3 separate regions of the Mus musculus genome follow, and all the other regions are linked to region 1. Evidence: chromatin loops called from intact Hi-C (ENCODE). Cell type or tissue: gastrocnemius. All regions are shown on one strand.

Evidence for each region. Peaks named below come from ENCODE experiments on the same cell type or tissue, not always from the same donor. Only the 100,000 strongest peaks of a DNase experiment are listed, where the experiment ranks them.
Region 2: a loop joins it to region 1, with 4 times the contacts of the local background. A loop is called at or near these places in 24 of 42 quality-filtered maps.
Region 3: a loop joins it to region 1, with 2.9 times the contacts of the local background. A loop is called at or near these places in 28 of 42 quality-filtered maps.

Annotation. Positions count from the first base shown.
Region 1 is chr10:44,457,284-44,465,283 of GRCm38, forward strand. Prdm1 (PR domain containing 1, with ZNF domain) reads right to left here and starts at 1,465. Exons shown (of 7, transcript NM_007548.4): 1 at 1,184-1,465. The coding sequence starts at 1,225. In gastrocnemius, CTCF peaks have their summits at 1,373 and 3,019; DNase peaks (open chromatin) are centred at 146, 1,439 and 3,002; H3K4me3 peaks cover 2,915 bases; H3K27ac peaks cover 2,173 bases.
Region 2 is chr10:45,040,778-45,048,777 of GRCm38, forward strand. No RefSeq gene overlaps it. Among named protein-coding and RNA genes, the nearest start is that of Gm40639, 20 kb to the left of the region's middle. In gastrocnemius, a CTCF peak has its summit at 4,709 (motif pointing left); a DNase peak (open chromatin) is centred at 4,689; H3K4me3 peaks cover 332 bases; H3K27ac peaks cover 443 bases.
Region 3 is chr10:44,325,133-44,333,132 of GRCm38, forward strand. All of the region lies in intron 6 of Atg5 (autophagy related 5), which reads left to right. Among named protein-coding and RNA genes, the nearest start is that of Mir1929, 31 kb to the right of the region's middle. In gastrocnemius, a CTCF peak has its summit at 3,404 (motif pointing right); a DNase peak (open chromatin) is centred at 3,404; H3K27ac peaks cover 469 bases.

The DNA.
Region 1 (8,000 bases):
GGCGCTGCCTGCGTCTGAATGAAGCTAAAAATGGAAAACACGTGTGGTGCAGGAGCGGAACCCAGTCTGCCTTTTCCAAATGGGGAAAACTGAACTTTCCCACCAGCTCCCTAGCGAAGCAACTTTCAAAACAACTAGGTCCCCTCCCTCTGCCGCGCGCGCGCGCGCGTTCAGTCTCTTTCATCCTCCAGCAGGCAAGCCTGAGAGGGGTTGCATCCTGCCAGCATCCTTGAGTACCAGCCTTCCCGAGCTCCCATGGACCACAGGAAAAGAAAAATTGGGGAAGAGGGAAACACCCAGCAGTTTTGTTTGTTTTTTTAATCCGTGGGCATCTCGAGCCAGATAGAAAAATTAAAAACAAAACATATTAAAAAAAAAGTCAATAGAATTCCCTGAAGAGAATTCCTTTAGGAGCCCTCAGCCACAAATAGCACTTTCTATTTAAATGTGAAAGTGCATGAATTCCCAGAAGTCACTGAAGTGGCACAGTTTACTGTAACTAAAGTTATACAGAAGACTTGGGGATCCTCCTCTTATCTGCCCTCGGAAAAAGTCCTTTCCAAAGAGGAAAAGCAAGAAAGATAAAACAGCCTCTGCAACGTATTCCCACATAGACGCCGCAGATAAAAATTAGGAATAAGGATAACCATGTTAGAACGCGCGCTTGTGAAAATGTAAACACAGTACAGCGGGAGTCCCTCTCCGGAGCTGGTCTTTACAATTCGTCCCTAGATAGGACGCTCCGAGAAGGGGAAAGATGCTTACTTGTCCTTGTCCCGGGTACAACTTAAACTATCTCATTCTTATTTAGTTCCAACATGTAAGGTCATGTGGAACAAACGATGTTAAATACAAGTGAAAACCTAAGTCAACCCGGGATAGTTACAGTAATGTAAAGGCAGCGAGTGGCGAAGCGGACAAGAACCACTACTGAAATTTCAGTGAATTGACAATTATGTCTAGAACTGAAAGGGTTAATGATTCATACGGAGGAAAAAAGTCTTCTAAATGTTTGACAGTGCTCCGCGTACTAAAACAGAAGCGCTGGTTTCTACTGAGGCTTCATTCTTTTTTTTTTTTTAAAAGGGGGAGGGGGGAGAAAAGAAAAGTTAAAAAAAAAAGGAAGAAAGAAAAAGGGATAAAAGGTTTCAAATCGTATTAAAGACAGAATCTGGTTCCTTACCAAGGTCGTACCCACACGTTTTTCCAAGAGAAGATCCAACATCTGAGATAAGCCTCTCTCATGTCCACCCAGTCCACATCCTCCCGCGTCCCTGCCGGGCTGAGCAGTACTGACGCGCACCTCGGCGGTCCCTCCTTTTCTACGGCCGCGGGCCGGGCTCGCTCCGGGCGGACAGGTGCTGCGCGCTGCTCTTGCGTCTCCGCGACACTGGAGGGCCGAGTGTCACTGCAGCAGTGTCTGTGCGAGCGAGCGAGTGAGCGAGCGACTGACTACTCTTCCCCCTCCCTGCCCTGCCGCAGACTTCTTTACCAATACTGACGGTCTGATTCACTCCTACCAGCCGCCGCGATGGGGGCGTGGCCGCACCTGGCCAGCCCAGCCGTGCAGCGTGGGGTTCAGGGCTTCCCCCCACCGACTGCGACCCGCGGCAGCTTCCTCTGTTTGCAAATGGATTTCAACAAGGACTGGGAATCTTCTTACTTCCCTTTGCAGGCGCTTGCCCTCCATGTTTACCCACACTACGATTGTATTCTAAGTCCTCCGGATCGCTAGCTTCCTGTCGCGGCAGAGCGGGGCGGGGTGGGGGACTCCTCCTCAAAAGAAAACCCTAGTCACCTAAACTCGGTGTCTCAATTACAGGATCCGACGTACTTCGAAGGAAAGAGCTAAAGTATTTTGGCAGCACATGCAATACAATTTCGCTGTGTAGTCCTGGAGTCATTGCCAATGAAATAAATATTCTAAGGCGGTTCTCCTCTAGTATTAAACGTATAGGATTTCATTTCTCCTGCTAACTGAATACATTCAGCTTAGGTAGACCTAACTTCCTCCTTTCGACCATTTGGAAATAGGGAAACAGGAAAAAGTTATAATCATATATACTGGTTTTGTTGTCCCTGCCTCTCATGCCCAAACCCACAGCCAGGCTTCCGAGCGTGTGCGTACAATGGAGAGTAGGAATGCTTCCCAGTTAAAAAGGGGATGTTGGGCTGGGGGCAGTGAGTGGAAAGCTGTTGGAGGCAGTAATTAGTGGGGCTCGTTCTGAGCCTGGCCGGCTTTTCCTTCAGCCCCAGTCTGTCTTCTGGAGAAGGAAGGACATCCTGTGATGATGGCATACAATGTCCTGTTTGTTTATTATTAAGAGCGTGGACCTTGCATTCCTGCTTCTCATTACAAAACAAACCAGATGCGGTACTTCCTTCAATGGTCTTTTGCCTTCAGCAGGGATCCTCCAATTCACAGAAACAATGCTGCTAAGGGCCCATTTATAGCCAGCATCCCATCACAGCGACTTTTTAGATCACAGAAACTCAAGTCTTCCCCTTATCTTGCTTGCCTCATCGCAGGTTCCCCTCACCCCCACCCCCATTTTTAAAAATCATCTCTCCCAAAAGTTTACGATGTGGTATCTTTTCTAGTATTCTAAACACACGGGGCATACACACCCACCCACATCCAGATCCACACCCACATTCACACACCCAGACCCAACCTAATGATACCAACTTAGTCATACAATGAAGTGGACATTTGAGTATTTGTTTACAGGAAGAAATGAAACACAGCAAAACAAAAGCCCAACTCAATCATAAAGACAGGCTTGTTCTTCTGTTTTCCTTTCAAGAAACTTTCCCAGAAAAATTTTTTTGGGGGGGAGGGGTGTGTGGAAGGTATCACAGAAAATGATATGTGCATCTAAAAAATCCTTCTACAATTTATGTAGTTCGGAACAATCAAATTTATACCGGGGACAAGAGTAGAATACACTGGGGGGGGGGGGGGGGGTTGTAGGTCCACCTGTTATTTCATTTTCTGCCAGAGGGGGCGCTAGCACCAAGAAGAAACAGGCTGTTAGCTTGCTCTTGTGCCAGGGCTATATACAGAGAAACCCTGTCTCCAAAAACCAAAAAAAAAAAAAAAAAAAAAACCCAAAAAAACCAAACCAAAACAAAACAAAAAAACCCGAATGAACAATTCTTAAGAGTTCTCAGAAAGGTCCAAGTGATAATTAAACAAAAGAAATCCAGCCTCCTGCAGAGGGTTTATTAACCGATGCTGAGTCAGCACCACTATGGACAGAAAAACAATGTAGTCATCTCAGGGTCTGGCCTGCTGCTAGCTGTCTCCACTGCACAGCAGTTAACACGGTTTACCCTGCTTTCCTTTCATGAAAAACTTTGCTCTTGGGGCACAGATACCATGTAAGTGTCAGTGATTCCACCACTGTGGTGTAAAGAAAGAAGCAAAGGGTGGCAGTCAGAGTGGGAAGAGGGCTATTTTAAGCCAAATGTTTGCTTTAATGACTGGAAGATGCCTGTGAATCAACTCATGGTTAATTAATATCAGCCTGGGCTCACCTTCCGAGGTGGCGAAATAGGCTTGAGTCTAGGGAGGACGCAAACATCAAATATCAGTGTGAGGCTCATCCAGGCAACCCTAAAATTAGTTCCAGGTGTTCCAGCTGTGCTGGACAAAGCCATAGGTGAAACCATCAGGAAACAAAAAAACAAAAAACCAAAAAACCAAAAAAAAAAAAAAAAAGGGATAGAGCATCATTGGAGTATAATATCCTTGAAGTATTTGCTCCAGGACAAACGAACACGAGATGAGGGGGAAACAAAACAAACAGTTCCAGGCCAAGTTCTGATGCTGACGGTGGTAGTTAAGGAGAGATAGTGGTATAAGCTAAGATGAAGGGCAAATTCATATTATAGCACTTAGGTAGCGTCCAGAGCAGAACAGCTAAGCAGGGCCTGACTGTGGGCTGAGCGCCACCCAGCACCCTCCAAAGGCTGGAGCCCCGCACTCCCGGATGTGGACACTAAAGCTAGGAGACCAGGAGGTGCTAGTGCCTGTGCACAGCACAAAGAACTGAAGTGGCCATGGTCTGGAATCCTAAGTATTAAAATATTCCTTCTAGGAGCTGGAGAGATGGCTCAGTGGGTAAGAACACTGACTGTTTGTTCTTCTGAAGGCCCTGAGTTCAATTCCCAGCAACCACATGGTGGCTCACAACCATCTGATGCCCTCTTCTGGGGTGTCTGAACACAGCTACAGTGTACTTACTTACATATAATAAATAAATCTTTTTTTTTTTTTTTTTGTTTTTTCGAGACAGGGTTTCTCTGTATAGTCTTGGCTGTCCTGGAACTCACTCTGTAGACCAGGCTGGCCTCGAACTTAGAAATCCGCCTGCCTCTGCCTCCCAAGTGCTGGGATTAAAGGCGTGCGCCACCACCGCCCGGCAATAAATAAATCTTTTAAAAAATATTTCTTCTAAGCAACACGCTGGATACAGTTTTGGTCGGTTTTTTTTTTTGTTGTTGTTGTTGTTGTTTTTTGTTTTGTTTTTTCATTTTCTCCAGTGTCAGGACACCCCAATCTCAGCAGCTGTCTTCATTCATCTGTGAAATGGTAGCCCATCACAATCCCAATAGCTATGTTCTCTGAAAGCCCCGTCCCTTTCTTTTGATGCATCAGCAAACCCACCATTCGTTCAGTTTCAGCTCCTGGGCCAGGTTCCCCGCCCCTTTAGTCTTTGGGTAGGTTGGGAATCACTCTGTAGGCGGCCAGATGACTATGAGCAAAACGACTATAGTAGCTGCTATTGCGGCACGGAGGGAACCTGAGCACCAAATCTGGAGACTGGACTCCACTTGGGCTTAAAAAAGTTTTTTTCCCCTAAGGAAAGTAAGAAAAAAAAAAAAGGGATAAAATATGCTCAAGATGAAACGGGTTTTCATTTTCTAATTCAACTCCTGCTATAGCCAAACAAGGTCAATGACAGGCTAACCACATCAATAGATCACCCCCCACCCTCTTCCCCACTCCCTACTCACCCACCCACCCTCAACCCCCCACACCCATTTCCCACTTCCTGTAAGCTAGGCATCTTCATGCTGGTAAACATTTGGGGACCAACTGTAAGCCTGAGCCTTAGAGAGGGGCACTGTGGCTTCGAAGCCCTCCCACATGTCTCAAAGCCGGGCTGAGAACTGGAGGGGCACTTGGCTTTTAAACTTTAACAGCCTTTTCAACTCTAGTCAACCGGGCTTGGCTTCTCTGGGCTGCCTTCCATTTTTAAAAGCCGGACAAGAAGAGCAAGTTATGTGTGTGAGTGAGAGAGAATGTATGTATGACACATGCTGTGTTACAACGCCGCGTGTGTGTCATGGGTGTGATATGTGTATGATATGTTTCAATGGTGTGTTAAATCAATCTAAAAATAGCATAAGCTTCCTTTGCGTGACACATAACTCACCCCTCCCCCCAACTAGGACAAACATTGTCAGGGCCTAGACTTGGGAATGGTGATCCTAGCGGCCTGTGGGATGGTAGAGGATGATGTCACTGTTTTGACTTCCTAAAGAAGAGAAACAAAGATTAAGTAAATTAAAGCAGAGCTCTCTTCTCGTAATGTAACAAAGATAAGCACTCTCCTAAGGTCGGTAAAAACTTTCAAGATGGCTGCCATGTCAGGATGCCTCAGCATATTTTGGTCCTGTCACAGTTCTGGTTTTATCTGATTATCCACATACTTTTAAGTTATTTATTCAGTTGAACATCCACCAACTTAACAAATAGTGCCAACAGTAACCATCGTGTCCCTGGCAAACGGGGAAAACCACTGTGGGTTTCTAAGATCTGATTGCCTTTCTAACTATGTTTTTATTATAGTGATTCAGACATGAGAGGGATCTTAACTCCTGAAAAAGGCTGTGGGAAAAGCAATCATTTCTGAACCCAGAAGACATCTATCCTGAATTTGGTGGGAAAAGGAATGAGCCTGAACTAAGACGAGCCAGGGCAGGGATGCTTAGGGAGAGAGAGGCAGCAGGGCAGGTGCACGCTCATGGGCACTTTCCTTGAAAAATCTTCTCTCAGAGTCTGAGGGAGGAAGGATAGCTTCCACATCAGTGAGAGCCTGGGACCAAAGTACACCTCTCTCTTTCAGTGAGAGGAGAGGCCTCACAGCAAGGAGAAAGGCTCACAGTGGAGAGAAAAAGACATCGGTGTACACAAAGCCTTGGGCTCAATTCCTAGCACAGCACAAAGCAAACAAAGTAACATACGCCTATAATCTCCACCTGGGGGTGTTGAGGCAGGAAGATAAAAAATTGAAGGTCATTTTCAGCTACAAAGCAGGTTAGCCTAGCATAGAGGCTCTGTCATGGAGGCAAAAGGGTGTGTGTGTGTGTGTGTGTGTGTGTGTGTGTGTGTGATGACTACGCCTCATCCTTTCTAAGGGAAGATTGCAGATGGTAGAGGATGTGTCTCTGTGTGTGTATGCATGCATTTGCTTGATAGTACATATGTGCACTCAATTTCTCCAGGAGTTAGAAGCAGATAAAGAGAACTAAAGAAGTAGTCATGAGTTCTAGAATCACTGACCCCTGTCCCACACATAAATTCTGCTCCAAGGGGTGTAGTTCTTTACCTGAGCTGAATATCAGATTTAAGACAAAACCCCATTTCCCTGCCAGGTAAGCTGTGGACCAGCTTTGCAGAAGCTTAGGACGCACATGCTTCCTGGCTCTGCTCATGGTGACAAGATCTCACCTGCAACCATGACCCTTGGGGGATGGCAGCTCACCGGCATGCCTACTGCCTAGGAAAACAACCTTACAACTTGTGGAGGCCAAAACTCAAGAGTTCCGACTATCACACCAAGCTTAGAGAGCAGGAAGGAAGTCCTTTTACGTTAGGCCTGGAGTCTGGAGACAACTGACTAGTTCTTCAAATACTGCCTTTCCCACCTGAGAGGCTGAGGGGTAATAGAGGAAACAGAGAACAATAGTATTACAATAACAGGCCTCGTCCAATAGACACCTTATCTTCTGAAAAAACCTTTCTACTATTGGCTGCATATAAGCCTGATAACCCTTTTAACAGGAAGAGAGTGAGGGGGCTTTGACCCATCAGCCCTGACAAAGAGAGTGGGAGATTCTGAAGCCATCAGCCTGGACTTATCTGCTCACCATCTACAGCCCATTGTTTCCTGAAAGGGCCTACCAGGGAAGCTAGGTGCCTATTAATGTTCAATAGCCATCTTCCTTCCCCGTGAAGGTGCACCTGTGGGGACCTTAGAATGGGATCCACCACAGAGAAAGTAACAGCTTGGTGTTTGTAGGTAGGCTTCCCAGAGCTCCTTTGAAAAGAGCAGACACTGGTTTTTAGGAGAGCTAAGCCCACAACGGAGGGCCATTAAAAGTATTAGAGTGTACACTGCCACCAGGATCCTCCAGAGGAGAGCTGGGCTCTGACAATAGACAATTAAAGCTGATAAATCCAAGCTACTTGCTGCAGGTCTAATTCCTCCTAATTGTATTCAGGGATGAAGCAAGCTTGTCTAATCTCCCAAGTACCTGACCTATTTCCGAAACGATCTTCCCAGCCTTCCGTTTCTTCCCATCTGGACCCTGTTCCCTCTTCTACGATGCCCCTCTTCCCCCTGGCCTGAATGTGAAGGAGGACAGTAAAGGGTGGTGGGAAGAGGGCAGAGGCTGCATTCAAATCAGTGTCTCGGAGGGCCCCGTCACTGCACTAATAGGTAACAGCTAAACATGCTTTTGGGCTGGTCAGCGATTACACTGCATTTTGCTTTAGTAGGTTCAACAAGTGGCACGAAGCACTCCTAGGATCCCACTGCCAGCTCCCAAGCGTGCATGGTCCCAATGATTCTGCATATAGCTGAAGTCTCACTGATTGTGCTAATAGCCGCTGCTCAGAGCAAAGGTTCGCTTCATCCAGCATTCCAATGAGTTCTGCCCAACAAGAGCATTTGGAATGCCAGAGAACCTTAGAGACCCACTCAAAG
Region 2 (8,000 bases), 580 kb after region 1:
TGCAATGTCCTTTGGTAGTATTTCACAAAAGTGTCAAGGCCATCAAAAATATCAAGTTTGAGAGTCCCTTAAGGAGACATGACTGTCAAGTGTGCTATAGTATACTAGACAGGATCCACCCTGGAGCTGAAGCAAACATGGCAGGTATAAACTAAGGGAATGTGAATAAGGTGTGCTCTTTGACATGGGGGTGTCAATACTGGCTGACTTAGAGACAAACGTGCCACAGGAATATAAGGTATTGGCAATAGGCACAGAGCACACAGGGATTCTTGGTATCATCTCTGCAATTTTTCTATAAACTTAAAACTATTCAGGCAACAAAGGTTACATTTTTTAAAAAATTAAATGAAGTAGGGATAAGAGATGAGCAATTTTGTGTTCCAATTTTAGGGACTGAAAATTTCTTTAAGCATGTAAGTTCTGGTTGTCATGTTATAAATGTTTTATTCCATATGCTTACTCACGATAAGTTTTAGTGCATAAGAAGAATTGTGAATGATGCTTAAATGATGTGCAGTGGACTCGTCTCTTCAAGAATGAGCTAGAAAGGCCCCGTGATGCTGTGGCTGCTTATGAGGAACCTCAACCACAGGCAGATGAGGTGACTCACTTGGGTTCCATCCCCCAACCCATTTAATGGTGGAAGATGAATTGGACCCACAAATTTGACCTCCCCACAAGTGTGGTGGCATGTCCCTGCCCACACACGCCATACTAACATACAATAATATTAAAGTTCTTAAAAATAAACCCAACCATCGCTTTAGCTTATAAATATGGCCACCCACTACATATATACATATAATACATGTAACACACACACACACACACACACACACACACACACACATGCACTCATGCAATCTCTAAAATCTACAACGCATAAACCATGAGGCTCCTCTTCCCTTTGAATAGCCCACTCCCCACTCCAGCCTCTCTTTGGAGTGTTTGCTTTGCAGAATAAACTATTTAAACTGTAAAATAATAATAATAATAATAAATAATAATAATAATAATAAATAACCCCAACCATAATATTGAATGTGCTGAGTCTTACCTCTGCTCATTACTGTACTTGCTTTTAATTTGTTAATTGCTAAGGGTAGATCAGATTAATAGCTATATATTTCTTGACTCTTTGCTTTTAAAAGTGCTCTTTGGCCCTGGGGTGTCAGTGCTGGGGTGCCCAGGCATTTAGCAGCTCATCGTCTGAGTAAGTTTGCAACTTCCAGGAACATGCCAGACAGGGAGGCACTCAGAGTGCCTTCCAGTCACGTATGCCCTCCCCACTCAGTGATTCTACAGGGATGCTAGATCCTAGCTTCAGGGAAAGAGAATTTATTTTCACTTTCTCATTGCTTCTTGGACTGACTCAAGATCTGTGAGGAATGAAGAAACCAAAATGTTTAACTGACTCTACCTTGAAGGAGAGTTACTAGATTTTTTTTAAACACCTTGCCTCTTGAGAACTAAATGACAATTCTAGAGCTACTCGGGCTTCCCGAAAGCCAGTCAGGTCCTCTGGATACTGAGATGCAGCCACTTACAATGGTTAAATTTTTTTTTTTTTTATTTCTTACAAGTCCAGTATCCCTGATCCAGAAAACCCCAAACGCCCCAATTTCTGAAACATTTTGAGGTCCAACATGAAGGTTCAATATACACAGACTTTGTATCACACACAAAATGGTTTTAAATGTGATATTTAAGAACCCCTGATAGCTTGCCATTGCTGTGACTAAATACCTAAGATAAGAATTTAAAACGTGAAGAGATTTATCGTCATGGTTCCAGAAGGTTCAGTCCATTGTCATGTGACCTAATAGCTAGGGCCTCCGGCGAGAAAGAGCCTCATGATGAGAAGTCAAGGAAAGCAACTGACTCATGGGTGCCAGGAAAGAAAGCTCAGGGGAGAAGAGGAGGCTGGGAAAAGGCACTCTTTAAGGGCATGTCCCCAGGGTCCTACTTCTAGCTAGGCCCTACTGCCTAGGCTTCCCACCACCTGCCTGTAGTCCTTTAAGTTGTGGATATATAGTCAGATTAATCCATTGATGGGGTTAGAGCCCTTGGGATAGAATCACTTCTAAAAGCCCCAGGTTCAACACATGAGCCTTGGGTGGGGCTTTTTTTTAATATCTAAACTATAGTTGTGTGTAAGGCATGTATAAAATGTAAGGTATAAAATATGAAAGAGTTTCAAGATTGTACTGGGGTTCTGTCCCTAAGGATATTTCAGTATGAGCTAATATTGAAAAATAAAATACTCAATTCTGAAATACTTCTAATCTGAAGCATAGCAGATAAGTACTAAAGATAATGTGTTTTCACTGAAGGTAAAATACAACCCTCAGTTGAGCAAATTTCTCCTACTCCAGGCTCTGAACGAGAACTCGTAGCTCCTTTGAATCAGCTGACTCACTGCAGGTGTGTCAAAGTAGAAGAGGCAGTTACATTAGCAAATTCACTCATAGATCACGGGCCAGATATCACAGAATCTACTTGATTGCACTCCTTAAATGCAGGCAGTTCAGACCCTCAGGAGGAAATGGGTCAGAGGGTGGGCTATTATGCTGCAGCCTGCTTTCTATTTAATGACGCACTACCTAGCATAGCTGAATGAGTGTACCTTTTAGGCCCACTGACAAGAGTGAGTTCCTTCTAGAGAGAAGGAAAAATCTGTTCTATGGTAAGTGGTGAAAATTACTTGGGAAGAGTCCATGGAGACATTGCCTTTCAAATGCAATGTGATGTTTCACTTAGGGTACACACTAGCCATCCAACAAAAACTAATATCATCAATTTTGCTATACAAGGAGAAATCCCTGGTTTGGAAGAGCAATTTAAAATCAAATACACAATTTCCTTCCAATGTGACTTTCAGATGCTTTCTAGTTGTAGATGTTCAATCGCTAAATACAGAAAAGACTCCTGGGGAGTTGGCAGCTGTAATGTTTTACCTCTCCCACAAGCATCAGCCAATGGGGCTTTTTTTGTAGAAATATAAAGACAACTATCTGGAGGTCCCAGCTATGAAATATGTCTACTACAATGCTTTGAACACTTATTTGTAGTAACATACAGTTGAGTGGTCATAAGCGGCTAGTAGGTGCTTTATTGAACAAGGCCGCTTTAGACAATGGGTTTTATACAGCCTAGAAGTAGCAGGTACATAGCCCTGCCTGAGTGTCACACACACAGCAGCTACAAAAATCCCAAACATAGGACGCAACATCTGTGACTTGATACCAATTATTTTACCATCAAATTCCTTCAACTATCAGCTAGAGATTTGTGACTTAGCTGAGAAATAGGCTTTCTGGCCATTTTTTCCCTGGCATTTATATGAACCACACATTTCTAGACAGCCAACATAGTTGTATCTTTTACTCTTTTGCTTCCTTTGCCTCTTGGCTGCTCTTTAATCTTGGTGATCATTTTGATAATAGCTGATTTAATCTAACATACTTTTATACAGAGAATTTTGTGACGATTCAAATGCTGCCAATAAATAATATGCCATTTTTAGATTAAGGGTGTTGATTATCTTATCCACTAAACTCACGTGATAGGATTAAGTTTCTTTTTGTCCATACTACGTCAGGCTAAGGAAAGAACTAAAGAGCAGTTAACTATCCAAACAGAATCCAAAGTGTTTTATTTTTGTTTAATCTGTCTCTTTAATTTTCAGAGAGTGGTATTATTGAGCATAGTCAGTCACATTTTGTTAATAATATTGAATGAAATGGAATCAAGTGGTATGGTCATATTTGCTTGGTATTTTAAGTCATCTGTGAGTATGCTTAGCATTTTTATTTTTATTTTTTATGGCTTATTTTTATGTGTATGGGTCTTTTGCCTACATATATATTACATGTATGTAGTACCCTTGTAAGCCATAAAAGGGTGCCAGGTCCTCTACAACTGGAGTTACAGATATGAGCCATCATGTGGTGTTGGGACTCAAATCTTTGGACCTCTAAAAGAGCAGGTAGTACTCTTAACCCCTGAGTCATCTCTCCTGCGACCTTGGGCATGTTTAAATCAACATTCTCACGTATTGCAGCAGAACATGGGCTGTAATAATTTCCAAGCTATCAAAGCAGCTATCCATTTAAAATTATGATAAAGAACATGTTAATAAACAAGTTAGAATTTCTATTGTTCAAAAGACTTTGAGGTCATTTCCCTGAACTATGGTAAAATGTAAGCTGAAATAATATTGTAACATTGCTATGCACATGAACTTACACACACCTCATTTGCTATAAATACGCTATACTTAAACCTGAAAAACAAGCTTCTGGTGTTTGTATGTAGTCCAACCTAAATATCCAACCTAAAACCCGCAAAGACATCAAGTACAGACTCCAGACATCACCTTATATGAAGGCTCCAGTATCCTACACACTCTTAAGTAGACAAAATGACCCGGGCGGAAGTAGGAAATTCAATTGTTTATGAAAACATCTTCATTTTTAAGGTATAAAGAAAATGACTGTTCATCTTAAAGCCCTGCCTTTCTATTCAGTTCACAAAAGAGAATCTCCCCCAGCACCCCCGACAGAGTCTTTAATTGGGGTTTCCAACCTCTTATCAGGTTCCAAATGAATAAAGCGAATAAGATGAGTCTGAAGTGCTGCTGCTGCTGGCCCAGGGATTGCTCTTCACACACTGAAAGCTGGAGCTTTGCTGCCCCCTGTTGACCGCAATCACAAATAATAAATCTTGTCCGCAAGTCACAAGCGTCATAGTTTTAAAAGTCTTTCGAACCTGGCCTACTCAACCTTAATTGTTCAAGTGGTAAAAGAACCTAGATTGCAGATCCTAGGAGGAATGTGTGACTTTCTCGGGATCACTGAGAGAGAGGCAAATCCGGGGCTATAAAATACGCTGGGCCGTGGAGCTCAGTGGTTGTTTCCCTTTATCAGTTACTCTCCCCATTGTGTAGGTGCCCTTTACACAACACCGGAAGCACCAGTGTGCCTGGATCCAACAAAGCAACAAGTCATATCCTCAGCCATGTTATAGAGAAACCATTTTACACCTTTCCAAAGTGCTCTAAGCATGGGTTCACTCGCAATGACAGTCAGAGAAGTTAGAGTGTTTCTGAAGAATAAGGCAGGTGGGCCTCAGGTGTCTGACTGCATGGTTGTCTGAAAAAAAAAAAAAGGAGGCTTCGATCCTGATCTTTGGCTTGGATGATCCTGATCTCAGCTTTACATGTGTCAGAGGGTCCGTGCTTGGCTCTAAACGACAAAGAGCTGGAACAGGAGTCAATAAAAATGGTAAGGACCTCTCTACACTTTGGTGGGACTGGGGGTACTGGCTCTCCCTGAGAGTAGAGACAGCTCCTTGGAGTCCTGGGCTGTTTCCCAGGCATTAGCATCCTACTGGGAGGAGAAAGCTCTGCCTTTAGGGGCTTTGTGGGAGCCTGGTCTTTGGAAAGCCAGAACTAGGACAGAGCCTAGTGACACCTGGCTGAGCACATTTATTAGCACACAGTAAATACCACTGATGACACCTGGAATCAATTAAGAAGAGACTCTGAAAGGGGTTTGGAGTCCTTTCTGCTACTGTGATAGTGACCAAGCAAGAGAAAGGCTGTCTGATTTCCATGACCAGAATTAGGCCACAACTCGTCCCTGTTAATTCCACCAGTACAAATACAGTCCTCTCTTGGTATCTTCCGAAGACTGGGTCCAGGCTCCCCACCACTATCCAAGCCCAGGGAAGCAAAAAATTTGCCAGCACTCAGTCCCTTCCACAAAGTGACTGTTTGCATATAATCTGTGCCTGTCTTCCCGTGTGATAATCATCTCTAATTGTGATGTCATAGCTGATACCACAGGAAAGCCATGTAAATGAATGTTTTAATGAATGGCCAGGGCCTAATGACAAGAGAAAGCCTGGACACATTCAATACAGATACAATTGTTTTGGCAAAATGTTTCAATCCACGTTGGTAGAGACTGCTAATATAGAGTCTGCCAATACAGAGCACCGAGTGTACAAGATCCAAAAGTGTGCAGAACTTTAAAAAGGAAAGAGTAATCGCAACAATCCAATCTTAAAAAGTTATTAAATCTTAAGACTGTTAAATCTATGTAAGTTGAGGTATATTATGTATAGGATATGTATTATGTGTCTATAAAGACATTGCCTACCCTTTCTGCCTCTCTAAGGTGTGTGGCAGCCTTGAAGGTGTGAGATGCATCTAAATGGAAGGAGGTGCTCACCTTTTTAACCATTCTTATTTGGTTTGCAATTAGCTGTGGCCCTGCCTTTTCCTTCGGTCAACCTAGCACGAACAAAAGCAACACACAGTTCTTGGTAGAGATTTCTGAGATGTGTTTAGCTGTTTTCTCAAACTGGATGGTCATGGCACACACTGGAGCACTGGATCTGGTCCTTGGCTGACTAAATATGCAGCGAGGCCCTGTGTTACCCGCCCTGGACATAAAACGAAAGAGAGAAACAAACCTTTCCTCATTTAAGCCACTGATACGTGGTTTTTCTAAAACTCCTAATTATATGGCTTCTCCTGCATGCTCTAGTATCCATCTACATCTATGCTACAAGTACAATGTATTTTAAAATCATGCCGCAGGGGTCTGGAGAGTTGGCTCAGCAGTTAAGAGAACTTGCTGCTTTTATAGAGGACCTGAGTTTGATTCCCAACTCGTGTCAGGAAGCTCACAACCACTTGTAACCCCCTCTCCAGTGGCTCTCTAACCTTCACAGGTCCCCACACTCACATACAGAAACCCACACAGACACAGATACACATACATATAATTCAAAATAAAATAAAAAGCATGGTGTGGTGATGGTGGCCCATGCCTTTAACCCCAGCAGGTGGGAGGCAAAGTCAGGCAGATCTCTAAGTTTGATGCCAGCATGGTTTACACAGTGAATTCCACAACAGCCAAGGCTACATGGAGAAACATTCTCTCAAAACAAAAAAACAAACAAAAAAAATCAACCTATCAATCTATCAATAAAGCACCTAATTGAGGTAAATGAAAAGGGAATTCTTGGAAGAGAAGTTTAGGGAAATGCATATATTTTTAAGATGGGCAGTGAGACCGAAAGTACTGCTGTACCCACAGAGACTGCTAGATCTGAATAATGGTTAACAATCAGATCTCTGAGTTCCAGGACAGCCAGGGCTATACAGAGAAACCCTGTCTTGAAAAACCAAAAATCAAAAAACCAAAAAGAAAAAAAGAAAAAAAAAAGGATGGTGATGGTTTTAGGTGATGGAAAAATACTAATCTCTGATCATTACAATGCAAACTAGCATCAGGGAGAACCCATCCCTTGCTTGGATTTCTAGGAGCCTGTATTTTAAATGAAGGCAAAGGAGAGCCCTAGCATTCAGATTATCCTAGACACGTTACCTATGAAACTATTTGCTTGTCTTGATGGCGGAGGACCCTATGAGTCACGAGCGTAGACATATGATCTTTAAACGTCTGAATTTGGACGTAAGCAAAGAGAAACAGAGCCACAGGCAGACAAAGATAAGAGCTTCCTGGTTCCCTGTCCCTTCTTATCTCCGTCAATGTCAGCGTTAGCTGCGAGGCTCAATGAAGAGCCTCCATCTCCAGATCTTTCCTTTGACCACTTTCATCTGCGCCTTACAGTGCTGGGGAGAACACCCTAGACGTGCTGTGGAGTGAAAGGAGCAGGTGACACAGGTGGAGGGAAGAAGCAGCCAAACAATGAAGCCTTTGAAGGGAGCCAGTTTCCTAACAGCAACTAGGGCTAATTAGTACCTGTGCGGGCAGTCACCTCAACTCTCGTTTTAAAACACCCATTCCTCTTTCTTCACCTGCTAGAGAGAAATTCTGAGGACAGCGGCTTGCCGCCCTCCAACCCAGACAGGTCAAACTTCTTTGTCCTTCCTGAGTGCACTGTGAAGAAAGCCGCGACACAAAGGGAATGTTTTTGTTGGCAGTCAGTTCAGAGCATGTTGACATCTCTGTTTTTAACAA
Region 3 (8,000 bases), 130 kb before region 1:
TGGTCATCTGACAATTTCAAAAGATTCTTTAAATGCCTAGAATAGTACATCTCTCTGTTCTCTCTCGTGTGTGTGTGTGTGTGTGTGTGTGTGTGTGTCCACGCGCGTATGTGCTTGCTTGTGTTGCATGACTAAAGTATGCAAACAACCAGTGTATAAGCTGGCTTTCCTTTTTATATGAAGATAAAGTCACCACAGACATGAGTGCAGTTCTGTTCCGTGTCTGTTTCTTCTAGATTACCATTGATGTGTTGGGGCCTTTATACCAGTTCAGTTTCTTATTTCTAGATTTTCCTATTCAATTTTTTTGACTAACTTGTTTGCTATTGCTGTTGTCTTCTAGTAGCTATGAAGTTTTAAAACTTTTTTTCACTGAGTAAGCTTGATGTCTGACCAGATAAATCCTAGGACAGACAAATGACAGTTTTCTGAGAAAGAACTCAGCCCCATTCTGGCCCTTCCTCTAGTGACAATGCTGCCATGATCCCAGGCCGAGGACGCACATGGCCCACTGGGAAGCTTTGGCCTGAGGTGGAATCTCAGAAAGCTAAAGTGGGATGACGTCTCTGGAAACAGATGTTCCCTGAGCTGTTGCAAGAGCAAGTTAATTTTAAGAAACACTGGTTAGTGTTTTAGTTTTCTTCTCTTGTGTGAAGAACCCTGACAGAAGCGTCGTTTGGGAAGGAGGAAGGCTTCTGACTCGCAGTCTAGGGTTCAGTGCTTCATGGTGGGAAAGTGAAGGCAGCTGATTGCATCACATCCACAGTCAGGAATAGAGCCGTGAGCTCCTGCTGCTGCTCCTACCTCAGTTAGAGCAATGAACCCAAACCCCACAGGCATGCCCAGAGGCCAGTCTCCATGGTGACGGCCCATTCTAACCACAGCAGTGTTCTCCTTGCTTGGTGGAGAGGTCATGTGATAGGCCGACACTCCATTACTGAAGAAGGCATCTCTACTACCTCTAAGGCTTGATGAATGGATTTTGTAGAAATTTGGAGAAAACGATAAAGATGAAGTGTTTCCTAGAGTTTTTTTTGTTCTTGTTTGACTGGAGTGAGGAGTTATTTTAAGACAGTGTCTGACTGTAACCCTGACCAGCCCATAAGTTGCTGTGTGTTGGCATTGAGCTCTGTCTCTGGAATTGAAGGTGTACATGCCTGGCTGCTATCTCTGTTAATGATTTCTAAAGTGCAAAACGTTCCACTGAGTACTCGACCTTAAGGATAAGAGTCGGGCTGGAGAGGTGGCTCAGCAGTTAAGAGCACTGGCTGCTCTTCCAGAGGTCCTGAGTTCAATTCCCAGCAACCACATGGTGGCTCACAACCATCTGTAATGGGATCTGATGCTGTCTTCTGGTGTGTCTGAAGACAGTGACAGTGTACCCACATACATGAAGTAAATAACTAAATCTTTAAAAAAAAAAAAAAAAGGAAAAGGAAAAGAATAAGAGTCTGTCATGTTAGATGCCCAGGGATTGCCTTCTCTACCAACCTGCAGCTTATAGCTAATGCCCCTACCCTGGACAGTCTGAAAGAATAACCCTGTAGCATGGAGCATGGCCGTGGTTAAAATAGAGAGGCTTCAAGCCATGCAGGACTGGGATCTCAGGCTTGGAAAGCAAGTTTCAGGACAGAGCAGGCCAGCTGTTCCCAAGCTGTGGTTCACAATCCTATGGGGGGGGGGGGGGTCACATATCAGATAGCCTGCATATCAGATATTTATATTACTATTCATAACAGTAGCAAAATTACAGTTATGAACTAGCAATGAAATGATTAAATAGTTAGGGGTCACCACAACATGAGGAACTATACTAAAGGGTTGCAGCATTAGGAAGGTTGGGAAACACTTGGGCACTTATGTCTCATTTCTGGATCTTCTTCATCTAAAAAACTCTGATTGTAGTATTTTGTTACTGTGGAGATGAAATGCGCCTGCTTCACTGTAATGTCTCAGAATGCTTGGTGTGGAAAAGAGGTACAGATGCTATCTAATCAGCTGTGCACTGGGCAAGTTGAGTTACCTTAGATCATACTATTGTTGCAAATTAATGTTTGTCAGGCTTTCTGTATTTCTGGCGAGTGGAATACGTGTGATGAGTTGTTCATGACACGAGGCTGTGTGTGCGCTGCTGTATTTGTAGTGTCTACCACAAGCAGCGTAAGCCTGTGCTTCCGTTTCCTCTTTCTTTCCCTGCAAGTCCGCAGACTCGGGACTCTGGAGTAAGTTTTGTTCACTTTCTTTGACTCACTCATTCTAATGTCCCAGAACAACCTGCCTTAAGTCTCAGCTTTCCATTTGCATCTTACCCCTTCCTCCTCACAGAACTTGTCATGGTTCCTGTAGAACTAACTGCCTGCTGTGTTTCTTTCCCTCCAAACGATAGCTTTTTATTTTGTTTTTGAGACTGGTTTGCTCTGTAGCCAGGGTTGCCTTTGATCTCTCCTGCCTCAGCCTTGTTCAGTACTGGGACCAAGTCCGTGTCCCACCACACACAGCTGGCATATGGATGTTTGTTTTGGTGATAATTTTGATATTATATATTAGCTATCTAGCATCTAAATCACATGGTATTGTTTAAAACTGGACTGTTTGGGGGGCTGGAGTTAAGAGCACTGACTGCTCTTCTGATGGCTCTGAGTTCAAATCCCAGCAACCACATGGTGGCTCACAACCATCCTTAATGAGACTCCCTCTTCTGATGTGTCTGAAGACAGCTACAGTGTACTTGCATATAATAATAAATAAATCTTTGGGCCAGAGTGAGCAGGGCCGGAGAGAGCAGAGGTCCTGAGTTCAATTCCCAGCAACCACATGAAGGCTCACAACCATCTGTACAGCTCAGGCATAAAATAAATAAATAAATCTTTAAAATAAAAATACTGGACTGTTCTATTTTCTTACCTGGTTAACTTCTCTCACAGGGCCTTTAACCTCACCTTACCATCTCTTCTGGCTAATCTTTCCCAATCTTTCACCTGTGCTGTATATAGGTTAATTCTTTGCTCTTATCTTAGGTATTTCTCCTTTGCCATGACAGAAACTAGGAGTCTGACATCTTAACACTGATTTTGACCTAAAAAATGACTTGCTCAGTGTCCAGCTGGTTACCTGCTGCACGACTGAACCTGGGCCTTCGTATCTTCAGCTTTCCCTTGTCCTTGTAATGCAGGCAGTGGTTTTTATTATCTCCCCCAGTTCATTCTGTTGAAGTGTGTGTCGATTTTCTGGATTTAGTCGATTGCTGAGGAAAAGAACTGACTTCCTTTGCATCTTGATAGCTGTTATAGACAGTGTCTTACTGCTAGGAGGGATTGAATAATGATTTTAGTGTCGTTTTAAAACATATCTGAATCTTATATTCTCTGTTCCTTGTAAAATAAGTGGGTAAATTGAGGCCTGCAGGGGGCAGTCCAACACAGCAGGTTTTTAATGTATTTAGTAATCTCAGATGGTTTAGAGTTAAATTCCTTCCTGTGGGGAAAAGTTTGTAAGGGAAGCAAATTATACATGAATAACAGTAATTGCTAACATTTATTTTGTATTTTTTAAGGCCAGGTACTGTCTTAACTATTCTACATGTGTTTATTCCCTTATGTGTTCATATTTTCTATACAGATGAGATCATTAAGAGATACTCTAGGCCCTGATACTCATGGCTTCATCCACCTGGTGATTAGGAAGCCAGGGATTTGAGCAGAGACAGTGGAGCCTCTCGGCAGAGCCTGTTCTCTTTCATGGGCTGTTGGTTCATTTCTTTGGTTTTCTTAGCCTGTCGTTGCTTCTTATTTGAAATTCAGTTTGTACACGTGTATACTATCCCTCCCATTCTGTGGCTCCCAGCCCTCAATCCCCTTTCTTCTAATAGAGAAAAGTCACAAACAGTGTGAAGAAACTGAAGCAGAGCTAAAACTTTGGAACCCTCTCTTCGTTACAGAAAATTTCTATCTACCAAGTAGGCAATTTTTATTGATCCCATTAAGTTCAATTTTAGAAATAGAATGAGTGCCATTGCTTGTATCTATGTATAAGACGATCTGCAGTAACCTTGAAGCCTCAGTCATTAATATGTCATCTTAAAAGGAATTGTAAAGGAAACTCTTTCAACAGTTTCACTAAGAATTTCTTGGTTGTAAGAAACAGTATTGGGAGATGAGGTGATCCAGCAAGGAAAAGCACTTGCCATCTAAGCCTGTTAGCCAGAGGTTAATCCCTGTGACCACCACGTACATGTCACAGCACACATGCACACACACATCCATGCTGTCAGTTACTGGTATGTCTTTCTCTTTTATCATGATAGTTTCACCTCTCCTTTCTGAGAATTTGATTAAAATAGTAAGAACAAGGTCATTTTAAAAAATTGATTGGTGGTACTTATGTTAAATGTAACACACTTTAAAATGTTCACACTGTTGAAAATAGAAGTGTGTGTAGTATTTACCACCACAAAATAGAAAGCTGTCACCTATCAGACCTTACACCTTACAAGGTTGTGTTGGTTCCTGATGTTTGAGGTGACTGGTTCAGTGACTAACTTTAGTTCTCCCAGCATTCCCGGACATATAGCCTCCAGTTGCCTGAGTTGCCCACTACTCTTAGTATGACCTTGACAGTAACAATCCTATCTTAAATGCCAGCAAGATTTTGCTGAAAGGACCCCATATAGCTGTCTCATATGAGGCTATGCCAGTGCCTGGCAAATACAGAAGCGGATGCTCACAGTCAGCTATTGGATGGAAAACAGGGCCCCCAATGGAGAAGCTAGAGAAAGCACCCAAGGAGCTGAAGGGGTCTGCAACCTATAGGAGGATCAACGACATGAACTAACCAGTACCCCCAGAGCTCGTGTCTCTAGCTGCATATGTAGCAGAGGATGGCCTAGTCAGCCATCACTGGGAAGAGGCCCCTTGGTCTTGCAAACTTTATATGCCCCAGTACAGGGGAATGCCAGGGCCAAGAAGTGGGAGTGGGTGGGTAGGGAGGGCAGCAGGGCAGGGGGAGGGTATAGGGAACTTTCAGGACAGCATTTGAAATGTAAATAAAGAAAATATCTAATAAAACAAGGGAAAAAAAGAATTGGGATTAAAAAAAAAAAACTGGTTTAAAAAAAAAAAACCAAGGCAAACACATTGTAGTCCTGTCCTAAGCAGAAACTGTAGCACTCAATGCAACTTTGTAGACAGGAGCTAAAGATGCCAGCACTAACTGTTCATTCTATTTTCCCTAAATAATTAAAAATATACTTATGGTTAAAGTATTTAAGATTTTATATTTTCTTCTCTCATTTAATGGGATATGATTGGTATTCTTAATGTATATAATATATAAGAGCAGTCTTAATATCTCACACTGTTTAGAAGGAGTTTTATACAGTAATTTATCCAACCATATCACCTTTATGTTTCAATATCACTAGATGGCCTTCCTAACGTGTCATAAAATTTTATATTCTTAAAAAAAAAATCCTATCTTAAGTCACTTAACCTTAACATTCACAACTATCCCAGCTGGTCAGCTGGTTTCTTCGTCACGTGGGACTTCCAGTGTTCTGAAACTGTACGCAGTGCTAGCATTGGGATGCTGCTCCTCAGATGATCCTTCAGCCTGCTGACAGCTCTGTGCTGTCAGAAATCTGCTTAATCACTTATTAGTTTCAGTAGGGAAAACTGCCTTCTAATTTTCCCCCTGCTCTTCTCATAAGTAATTTTCATATAGCACGCAGAGCACACACCTGTCTGCTGAAAGCAGATTGCCAGGCTTTGGTTCTTAGCAGTGGTTCCTTCTTTTGGGGAAATATGAGAGTTGCTTTTGGTAGAATTACTCAGACTTTAAAAATACCTATCTGCTAATACTTTCAAGTAGGTTGTATGTAGGGTGCTCACTTAGGAATACTAGAAGAGAAATCAACTTAAAGAGAACAAAGCAGGCTGGAAGTGTAGATCAGTGTGGTAGAGCATGTGCTTAGCACACCCAAGGACCAAGTTACTTCCCCAGTACCACTCATACACACACACTTGCAGACATGCAAAGTAAGCCAAAGCAACTTGTATTCTTTCTGATTGAGCCTATTTATAGATAGATAGATAGATAGATAGATAGATAGATAGATAGATAGATAGATAGATAGATTGATTTATATATAGATATATACATATATGTGTGTCTTATAAAAATATATGACAGTGTTGTTGAGTCACATCCATTTAGAAATATTTGTATTTATTCTTGAACAGTTACACACACACACACTCATATATATGTATGTGTGTGTGTGTGTGTGTGTATATATAAATAAATAATGTACCTTGACTATATCCACCCAAGCTCTCCTCCTGTCCCACTCTGCTCACACACCCCCAGTATGTGTCCCTCCTACCCTGGTGTCCTCCAGTTTGGAGTCCAGTTTTTGCTGCCTGCATCACACACCTGAAGAAAAGTGACCCCTTGTCCTAGTGCCCATCAGTGGTTAGTAGCTCCTCAGCTGGGGTGGAGCTGCACAGCCCTTCCCCATCCATGCTGGCATCACTGGTTAGGTTGACCTTGAGAATTGTGACTGCACTGAAGTCAGAGTGCACAGCTGCGTCATGACCAGCAGACAGTGTTTCCTCATCCTCTCTGCTGCTTAGCATTTTCCTGTCACTCTTCCAGGACGTTTCCTGGGGTTTCTGGAAGTAGATTTATAGGTGTCTCAGCTATGTACTGACTGCTCCCTACTGTAGAAAGCAGCTTCTCTGACAGGCTGAAAGCAGCACTGATCCATAGGTATTCTCATAAATATTTAGAAGGCAGTTTGACCATGTGTTTGTTTAGCACAAACTGCGGTTGTGTTTCCCTCCTGTCCTGCTTAGGGTTTCTCCTGCAGTGGAAAAACAACAGGGCCATACCTACCTTCATCTTACAGTTCCACGTCCAGTCCGTCATGGAAGGAGTGCAGGGATGCATCTACCTACAGCAGTCACTAATCAAAGACATGCTACACAGCTTCCCCACAGGCCAGTGTGGCGGGGTCATTTTCTCAGCTGAGGTTCTCTCTTCACAACTTCTGTATCCCTAGGGACTGTGACCTCCCTGCCTATGGATTTTTATCTAGGTTGTAAACCAGCCATGGATCTCTCCTATGCACCAGGCCTCAGATGCAGTCAGAAAGCAAGTGGTTATTCCTGTAGTAGTCAGACCACTGGTTAATATTTGTAGGGGTTGTGCTTATTGGTTTTCAAGGATTTTAGGTTTGTTTTGTGGCCCATGCAGATTGTTTCAGTACATATGCATGTGGCCAGAGCAACATGTGTGCATAGATTATGTTGATCATGAATCAACTCTGACAGCCATACATGAAGCCATTACCTAGGCAGATGCTTCTTGGCGGTTTTAATGAATTAACATTTTAATCCTTCATAAGTAAATTTAGTCTGATATGAATATTCTATTGTATTATCTGAGTTGTATGCCTTGGAAGCTGAAATGTTTATAATGATGTAGAGAATAATATATTTTTTTAATTTTTTATTAGATATTTTCTTTATTTTCCTGGTTTCCCCTCTGAAAACCTCCTATCCCCTCTCTCCTCCCCTTGCTCACCAACCCACCCTCTCCCACTTCCTGGCCCTGCCTTTCCCCTTTACTGGGGCATAGAACCAAGGGCCTCTCCTCCCATTGATGACCGACTAGGCCATCCTCTGCTACATATGCAGCTAGAGATAGGAGCCCCACCCACCATGTGATTTCTTTGATTGGTGGTTTAGTCCCAGGGAGCTCCGTGGGTACTGGTTAGTTCATATCGCTGTTCCTCCTATGGGGCTGCAAACCCCTTCAGCTCCTTGGGTACTTTCTCTAGCTCCTTCATTGGGGACCCTGTGTTCAGTCCAATGGATGGCTGTGAACATCCACTTCTGTATTTGTCAGGCACTAGCAGAGCCTCTCAGGAGACAGCTATATCAGGCTCCTGTCAGCAAACTCTTGATGGCATCCACAATAGTGTCTGGGATTCCACTTCACAC